Regions from separate parts of the Homo sapiens genome. Here region 2 is linked to region 1. Evidence: read pairs that join two places in POLR2A ChIA-PET (ENCODE). Cell type or tissue: A673. All regions are shown on one strand. Links, peaks and the distances in the headings refer to the core of each region. The heading gives the core; the rest is flanking DNA.

The links. ChIA-PET counts read pairs that join two places held together with the same protein. Peaks named below come from ENCODE experiments on the same cell type or tissue, not always from the same donor. Only the 100,000 strongest peaks of a DNase experiment are listed, where the experiment ranks them.
Region 2: POLR2A ChIA-PET joins it to region 1 with 5 read pairs; 2 of 35 experiments call an interaction of 5 or more read pairs at or near these places.

Annotation. Positions count from the first base shown.
Region 1 is chr2:55,583,571-55,587,976 of GRCh38, forward strand. PPP4R3B (protein phosphatase 4 regulatory subunit 3B) reads right to left here. Exons shown (of 17, transcript NM_001122964.3): 6 at 3,048-3,164; 7 at 1,481-1,597. Among named protein-coding and RNA genes, the nearest start is that of PPP4R3B, 32 kb to the right of the region's middle. In A673, for the core only: no CTCF peak of the experiment used is centred there; a DNase peak (open chromatin) is centred at 2,031; H3K27ac peaks cover 1,606 bases.
Region 2 is chr2:55,399,098-55,403,503 of GRCh38, forward strand. All of the region lies in intron 2 of CCDC88A (coiled-coil domain containing 88A), which reads right to left. Among named protein-coding and RNA genes, the nearest start is that of CCDC88A, 19 kb to the right of the region's middle. In A673, for the core only: no CTCF peak of the experiment used is centred there; no DNase peak of the experiment used is centred there.

The sequences.
Region 1 (4,406 bases), core at 264-4,263:
AATCACACACATCACTGAAGATGGAGCAATGGGAGTGTTAATTTCAAAGTTATCTTTTGTAAAGGGTGGCATTAAGATAAACCAATGAGATTATAAAATGATTAATAAAGTAGGCATTTCTCTTTAAAGTCAGAATTAGCATCATTTGACATTGCAGCATTAGCCCAAGTTGATTCTAAAATAAAATCACTTTAAAAAACATTGAAAATAACTAACAAACATAGAAAGTATAAATCTAAGGACACATTAAAAGATTAAATGCAAAACACATAAAACAACTATAATTTCATTCAGTGGTAACTGATGCAAGCATCAAATTAAAATTGAGAATCAAAAACTTTCCTTAACAAGTGGATCGCACATGGTGGCTCATGCCTTTAATCCCAGCACTTTAGGAGGCCGAGATGGGTGGATCACCTGAGGTCAGGAGTTTGAGACCACCCTGAACAACATGGTGAAACCTCTTCTCTACCAAAAATACACAGTTAGCCAGGCGTGGTGGCGCACAGAGGTTACAGTGAGCCGAGAATGCGCCATTGCACTCCAGCCTGGGCAACAAGAGTGAACCTCTGTCTCAAAAAAAACAAAAAACAAAAAGGAAGACAATTATAATTATCTCCTACTTAAAACTGAGGCATTTTTAATAATAAAAAAAGAGTACTTTTAATTATAGCTCTCTGTTCATTTTGTCCTTAAAATAGCTTAAGGGGAAAATTTAAATATATCAGTAGTGGGAAAACACAATATTGGTCTCATTATTAAACTGTCTTTTTTTTAATGTTTTTTATTTCCATAGGTGGTTGGGGAACAGGTGGTGTTTGGTTACATGAGTAAGTTCTTTGCTGGTGATTTGTGAGATTTTGGGGCACCCATCACCCAAGCAGTATACACTGCACCCTATTTGTAGTTTTTTTATCCTTCACCCCCTTCCCACCCTTTCCCCAAGTCCCCAAAGTCCATTGTGTCATTCTTATGCCTTTGCATCCTCATAGCTTAGCTCTCACTTATGAGTTGAGAACATACGATGTTTGGTTTTCTATTCCTGAGTTACTGCACTTAGAAAAATAGTCTCCAATCTCACCCAGTCATTATTAAACTTTCATTCCTACTTAAAACATATTTTTTGAACAAATAAAAGCAACTTTTTAGTTATCCTAGGTAAGTACCTGACCTGTAGATCTCCTAAGGCTTGAAATTACATTTCATTAACACTTGAAATTTAAGACCAATATTTACAAATCTGATTCTATTATAATCTATTTATCTCAATATTGGTTTGAATATCTGGGTTTCTTTTTTTCTAACAATAAACAAAATCAGTCGCCACATATTCTAATTTGGCCAAAGTCACAACAAGTCAGAAATCTATTATTTTGCTCCCAAGAAAGATTAAGATTATGTTATGTTTTTTCTCTCAATAGTTTGCAAACACTACTCACTCTACAGGTAATTCACATAGAACCACAGCATTATTACTTACGTCATCACTCTGCTGAGCTTCTTGCATTACAAACTCTCGGACCATAGATGGACTAAATTCTACTAGATAAGAAAATATATCTGTAGCAGCTGATCTGACTTGCAAATCATCCATGCCCTGATAAAAGGAAAATTAGGTTACTTAGAGACTGTTAACAAAAGTTATTCTCACATTTCTTTTTTCTTTTCCAAATCCATACACTAGCTCTCAACTTTTTGGATTAAGATGTTTTACTGCAATCAATGTGTATAACCTTGCCAGTATGTTCTTCCTTTCTTTTTACAAATATTAAAACTTTCAGGCAATTCAATGATTAGTTTCTGCTGATTTTTACCACTGCAAATAAATATACAGAGAATTTAAATATAAGAATTGGCACAGGATTATAAGGCAATACCTTACAAATGCTGTAAAAAATATGGGAAGGGGATTTATTTAAATATATGTAAAAATTTGAATAACGTCTCCTAGCTAAGACTTCAAAGTCTTCCAGAATCTGCCTTTTGTCCTGATTTTGCAAGAGTTACTCCTTAGTAACTGTTTCTATTTCCTGTGACTCACCTAATAGAGCATGCTTTTGAAAACTCTTTTTGGGCATTTCTACCCTTTTCTGCAACTTAGTTTTCTAAGATGGTAATCCTAGATACTTTTCCCCTCCAACACATGAAGAGTACATGACTTATAAGTTACAAAACCTTGAGGTGATTCTGAAAACACTCCCCAACCCAGCAGTTCTCAAAGTGTGGTCCAGGTAATCCTGGTGAGAGGGGTCTAACATCCTTTTCAGGAAGTATACAAGATTAAGACTATTTCATAATAATAAATAACACTGAGCCTTTGTCATTTTCACTCTCATTCAATCACAAGTACAGTGGGGTTTTCCAGAGGCTGTGTGACATGATATCACCACAAATTAAATGTAGAAGCTGCTTTGTGAATCTAAACACCTTCTATAAAGCAAGGTACTAAAGGGATTAGCAGGAAAAAAAAAGTAAAAAACGGTACTCTTTTCACTAAATTTTTTGTTTTGAAAAAATTATTTTTCATAAAAGTTATATTGATTTCAATCTCAAGAAAATGTGGTGAAAAAAGTTCTATTATTTATGTTAACATATAATGGGTTATCATTTTTAAATGAATGCTTTAAAAATTTGTTTTAATTTTCCATAAAGTAAATACCAATAGATAAAACTCATATAAACAAAACTCTAAGAACCATGCCCTAACCCTGTGTTGCAGCATGAATCCCCTTGTTCCACTCACTGATCTAAAAACAAAAGATATTTTACTGGCTTCTATGAAACACACTTAATATTGTTACAGAAAATATAACAGTCTTGCAAAAACGTGGGGTTTTTTTATTCACTTGAAAGCACACTATATGCAAGTGATTACATACTGATATTAAAAATTAAATAAAAATCTGAAACTGAAGATATTCTTGTAATTCAATTAAGATAGCTAAACTATAGAATTGAATATACATTATTATATATTTTCCCATCCATAACATAAGTGTATTACAAATTTACAATTTCAAAAACATGAAAAGAAACGGCATAATTACCATTACAATTTCAAGAGCAGGAAGAATTCCCAATTTTGCCAATGTTTTGAAAAATGCATCCCTGTTTTGAGGTTGTAATGTCTGAGAAAATGCACAAAACTCCTTGAAAAAATTAACCTGTAATGTCAGAAATTTTAGTGAGACATTGATAAACATAAACTTGGGGCACACTATAGTAATCATCTACCATGGTGTGGTATTCACCCTTCTGAAGGATCTCATCTTTTTGGAGTATGCTGGCTCCTCAAAACTACATTAAAAACAAATTAAAAACTAGCACCCCATTAAAAGTAAACCTTGCATTACTGGGTGCTATTAAGCAAAAAGAGAAATCCACCAATACAAGGTAAATGTAAGCTGGCTTTCTGAAAGACACATCATAAGCTGCTTTTTTCCTTTTTTTTCCAGTGAATGGAGGTGTTTGACAACACATCTTTCTAAGTGAACCTTTGAAATATGTTATTAGAACATTTTCCTTACTCCAATGGGACCTTATAGGTCAACAGAGATATTTGGCTATAAAAGGCAAATGAAAGCATGCATGCTTTGTTTACAATGCTGGATTTGCCTATTGGTCTATTAGTATGCAAAAATGCAAGATATACTTTTAATGGGGTGCCAGTTTTTAAAATGTTTTTAAATGTAGGTTTTGAGGTGCCAGGATACTCTGAAATGATGACATCTGGCGGGGCACAGTGGCTCACGCCTGTAATCCCAACATTTTGGGAGGCTGAGGCAGGCGGATCACTTGAGTCCAGGAATTTGAGACCAGCCTGCCCAACAGGGTGAAACCCTGTCTCTACTAAAAATACAAAAATTAGCTGGGCATGGTGGCACACGCCTGTAATCACAGCTACTCAGGAGGCTGAGGCACGAGAAGCGCTTGAACCCAGGAGGCGGAGGTTGCAGTGAGTTGAAATCATGCCACTGCACTCCAGTCTGGGCAACAGAGCAAGACTCTTTTTCGAAAAGAAAAAATAAAAAACGATGACATCTTTCAGAAGGCTAACACTGATCAATTAACTCTTTAAACACATTCAGTGCAAAAATGCCAGGTAATAAATTTGTTTTGAATTATGAACACATAGTTTCACAGAAACCATCCTACAACTCAACTCTAGCTGGGTCCCCAGTAATATCTCAAAAACATAATACTGGTTTAAGGACTGAAATGTACATCAAAACTTCTCTAGTCTAAAACACCAATATTATAATTGAGAAAACGAAGTAGGCTACTAATAAGTAACTACACCAAAGATGACTTAGAGGTTTTAAATTAGCCATCTTTCATTATTTTGTGAAATCCAAAATAAATAAATAAAAATCTGAAACCGAAGATATTCCTGTAGCAATTCAATA
Region 2 (4,406 bases), core at 188-4,187, 180 kb before region 1:
GGAGCATAAAAAAGATAAAATCTTATCTACCACTATCAGGAAGTCATAGACAATGTCTAAAAGGAATAAATCAAGAAATACCAGAATAGACACATTATCCCTATATATGGGCTAAATAACAGAAGAAATTGCTTTTAAAAAAGTTTAAAAAGCTGTCACTCTGGGCCAGGCACAGAGGCTCATGCCTGGGAGGTCAAGGCGGGTGGATCATGAGGTCAGGAGTTCAAGACCAGCCTGGCCAAGATGGTGAAACCCCGTCTCTACTAAAAATTAAAAAAAAAATTAGCTGGGCGTGGTGGTGGGTGCCTGTAATCCCAGTTATTCAGGAGGCTGAGGCAGAGAATTGCTTGAGCTGGGAGGCGGAGGTTGCAGTGAGCCGAGATTGCGCCACTGTACTCCAGCCTGGGCGACAGAATGAGACTCTGTCTCAAAAAAAAAAAAAAAAAAGTGGCACTCCAGAGAACTGAACTGAGATATGAGGAGAAATACAGCAGAGAATTTTTGTTTGTCACTGTGAACCTTTTGGTACTAATTAATTTTTTAAGCACGTAAAACATTTTTTAAGGACTTTTTATTGTTTCATGAAACCTATTTCATTTACCTGAGGGAAAAATATTAATAATTGTGTTGGATTGTTACTTAGCTGAAGCACATTTGATAAAGCTATCTCTGCATAGAATTCGATGTCAGGAATTCAGAGTCATAAGACATTTGTGAGACTAAGCATAAACCATAAGAAAAGAAAACAGTATTAAAAATTTCTTCTATAAAAAGAATGCATCCTATATAAAGACAGAAAAAACACTCATTCCTGTGTGTGTGTGTTTTTATCAGCTTCCTCAGGTTGAATCCTGTATTCTATTACTTTTAATATAATAAAAATCACAATACAGTAATTTAAACAAACAGTATGGTATGACTCCAGAATGCTCTAAAAAGAAATGTAGTCTATTAAGTATGACTCACAGAATTCTCTAAAGAGAAAATGTAGTCTATTAAATATTCCAAATATTCTGCCTTTCATTTTAATACTTAAAATGCAAAACAAAAATTAATTCAGAATAATCACAATTAATAAAGTTTTTATCAGGCTCTTTTTGAAAGCATACTATACCATTTTTTTCTAAAGAATGTATCTTTGGAAAGGCCGTTTTCTAAAATAAAAGATGAGCTACTGAACAATATACATGTGACATGTCAAACGTGAGCAAGTACCTTTCCAATCACACACAGCTATTTCCAAGGCAACACAATTTCAAGTCAACCATCTTCTTTATAAGATGAAAACTAAAAAAATGCTTTAGTGACAAATAGCCTAGCAATATGGCTCAAATCTGTCCAACCAGGAGTTAAATGCAACATGGCAGTAAAAGAGGGCCTCAAGCAATTTCACATTTATAAATGATCTACTTATGACAAGTTGCATTAATTTCAATTAAAATAATAAACGGACAGTAGTATTATCAACCACTGTATATAAAAATTTGTAAATCAGGAAAAAAGATGAAGTTAAAGTTAGCAATTTTGCAACGCTAATACTCTGAGATTTGGTCCTTGTATGATCAAGGATTATATCTTTACTTATTCATTAACTAATATATATAAGAAACAGAAATCTGATAGCTTTAATGGCTCTATGCTCTTCTCCTCCAGAATGTAAACCTGTTGTATGTCCTCTTGGACCATCTGTTCTGTGTTGGTGCTTAACTGATGGTGGTTTTTGATCATGGCACTGTAACTTAAAACTATGGTTGTAGTGTGGTCTTTTAATAAATTTTTGAGATAATTTATAAAATAACATAACTATGTAATATTTGCATGTCACTATGATACATCTGAAATAACTAATTTATGTATCTAACTTTAAATGTGCATAAACCAGAATGTTTGCTTTATGAAAAATAATTAACTGGGTAAACAGCACCACCATTAAGGGTTATCCAAGTATCCAAGTAGTAAGGTATTTCAGGAAAATTAATGGCTTTTTTATTTTGCAGCACTGGTCTGAGGGTACATAGAAAATTAGTGGTTTTAAGGGAAAAAATGTATTGGCTAGGGGAGGTGGCTCATACCCATAATCCCAGCACTTTGGGAGGCTGAGGCCAGAGAATTGCTTCAGGCCAGGAGTTTGAGACCAGCCTGTACAACACAGCAAGACTCCTTGTCTACAAAAAAACAAAATTTTAATTAGCTGGGGACAGTGGTGTGTGCCTGCAGTCCTAGCTACGCAGGAGGCTAAGACAGGAGGATCACTTGAGGCCAGGAGTCAGAAGCTTCAGTGAACTATGATCTCACCACTGCATTCCAGCCTGGATGACAGAGAAAGACTCTGTCTCCAAAAAAAAAAAAAATATATATATATATATATACATATGTGTGTGTATGTATGTGTGTGTGTATACATATATATATATATATATATATATATATATATATATATATTCCTTCAACTTAATTTCTCCCCCCCATAAATTCAAATTCAATTACTTTGCATGACAGCCAACAATAAATCTAATATTAATATAAGCTTTTACCTATCTACAGAATATTTTCACATATATTAACTATCTTGAACTTCACATTGACTGAACAGTCATTCTTGGAGAGGTACATGACATATAATTACCATACAGAGATTACAGACACAGCCTTTCATGTTTTTGTTCTCATAATTTTGGACACATTAAGTTACCTTTTCGAAAGTTGGAAAATCTATGACATTTTCTAGTTAGCCCAAGATTAAGCTAGCAGTAGGGCATGATATTCACTGATTTAACAAACAGAAGTAATGCTTTAATTTAAAAACTGCAAATGGACACAAAAATAATTAAAATCCAGTACTATACATATACTTTACTTTGGTTTCATCTAAACTTAATAAAATGGCTGAACCCACCCTTTATTTCTTTTAGAATAAGTCAACTTAGCCCTTCAAATATTAAGTTAGCAGTTTTTTAACTTTTGGTCTCAGAACCCCTTTTTACTCTTTAAAATTATTGCAGACTCCCAAAGAGCTTTTGTTTATGTGGGTTATAACTATCTATATTTACTATATTAAAATTTAAAATAAAGAATTTTTAAAAATATTAATTCACCTAAATGTAACAGTGTTTGTTAACATAAAGAACATTTTTATAACTTTTCAAAACTTAACATTTTAGTGGGAAATAACATTCTTTCACTTCTTTGCAAATCTCAGTGTTTGGCTTAATAGAATACAGCTGTTTTCTTAAACCTGCTTCTGCATTCGGTGGTTGTGATACATTGTTTTGCTTTAAGTATAAGAAATATGACCGCACACAAGTATGTAATTAGAAAAAGGAAAATTATTTGATTGGCATATTCATACAATTATTGATATTCTTCTTTGATATTACCAAAATTCAGTAAGGGTTATTTCTTAAAGGTTAAGTGCAATATGGAATCTGAAACTCTATCAATGAACTTTTCTTTCTCTGTTTTACATTAAAATCCATTGGTCTATCTGGCACGTTCAATGGATCTTTTAACTATGTATGCATAACTTCTTAACATCGTGCATTGGTCATTTAGAAATTATTGGTTCTTTGAATTATACAGATCTTCCAAATGTCGGCACATTTTATTACTATTTAAAAAAAAAAAAAAACCGGCCAGGCGTGGTGGCTCATGCCTGTAATCCCAGCACTTTGGGAGGCCAAGGCAGGCGGATCACAAGGTCAAGAGATCGAGACCATCCTGGCTAATATGGTGAAACCCCATCTCTACTAAAAATACAAAAAATTAGCCAGGCGTGGTGGTGGGCACCTGTAGTCCCAGTTACTAGGGAGGCTGAGGCAGGAGAATGGCGTGAACCCAGGAGGCAGAGCTTGCAGTGAGCCGAGATCACGCCACTGCACTCCAGCCTGGGCAACTGAGCAAGACTCCGTCTAAAAAAAAAAAACCACATTCATTAATATCACCTCCAATCTCATCAGAAAAGTCTTTAAATATTGAGTAGCTGTCAAGCCCATGTTTTCTATAAATCAAATTTCATCATTGACAACAAATACAATCAGTTGTTTTCCCTGAAGTGACAGGCTCACTTTATTCATTTCTGAGGAACTGTCTGCCCAGTACTCAAGTATTAACAACCAGTTTGTCTGTCATTCTTTCAAGTAAAAATGGTGTTCCAAAAAACAGAGACTACTTCAACCTTGGAACTCAAAAACCATGAGTACTTTTTCTTGAGATAATCATCGCACTTTGTTATGCAAGAACATTATGTATGGTTCCCGTTTTGCCCACAGAATGTTAAAAAGATTCAAGGGTCAAGACCCAACAAAATAACTTTTATTGCTTCATCAAGGACATTTTTAAGTGAAACTGGGTTTATTTATTATACCTTACAAGTGTGTAACGAGAAGAATACAATGATTGCCCACACA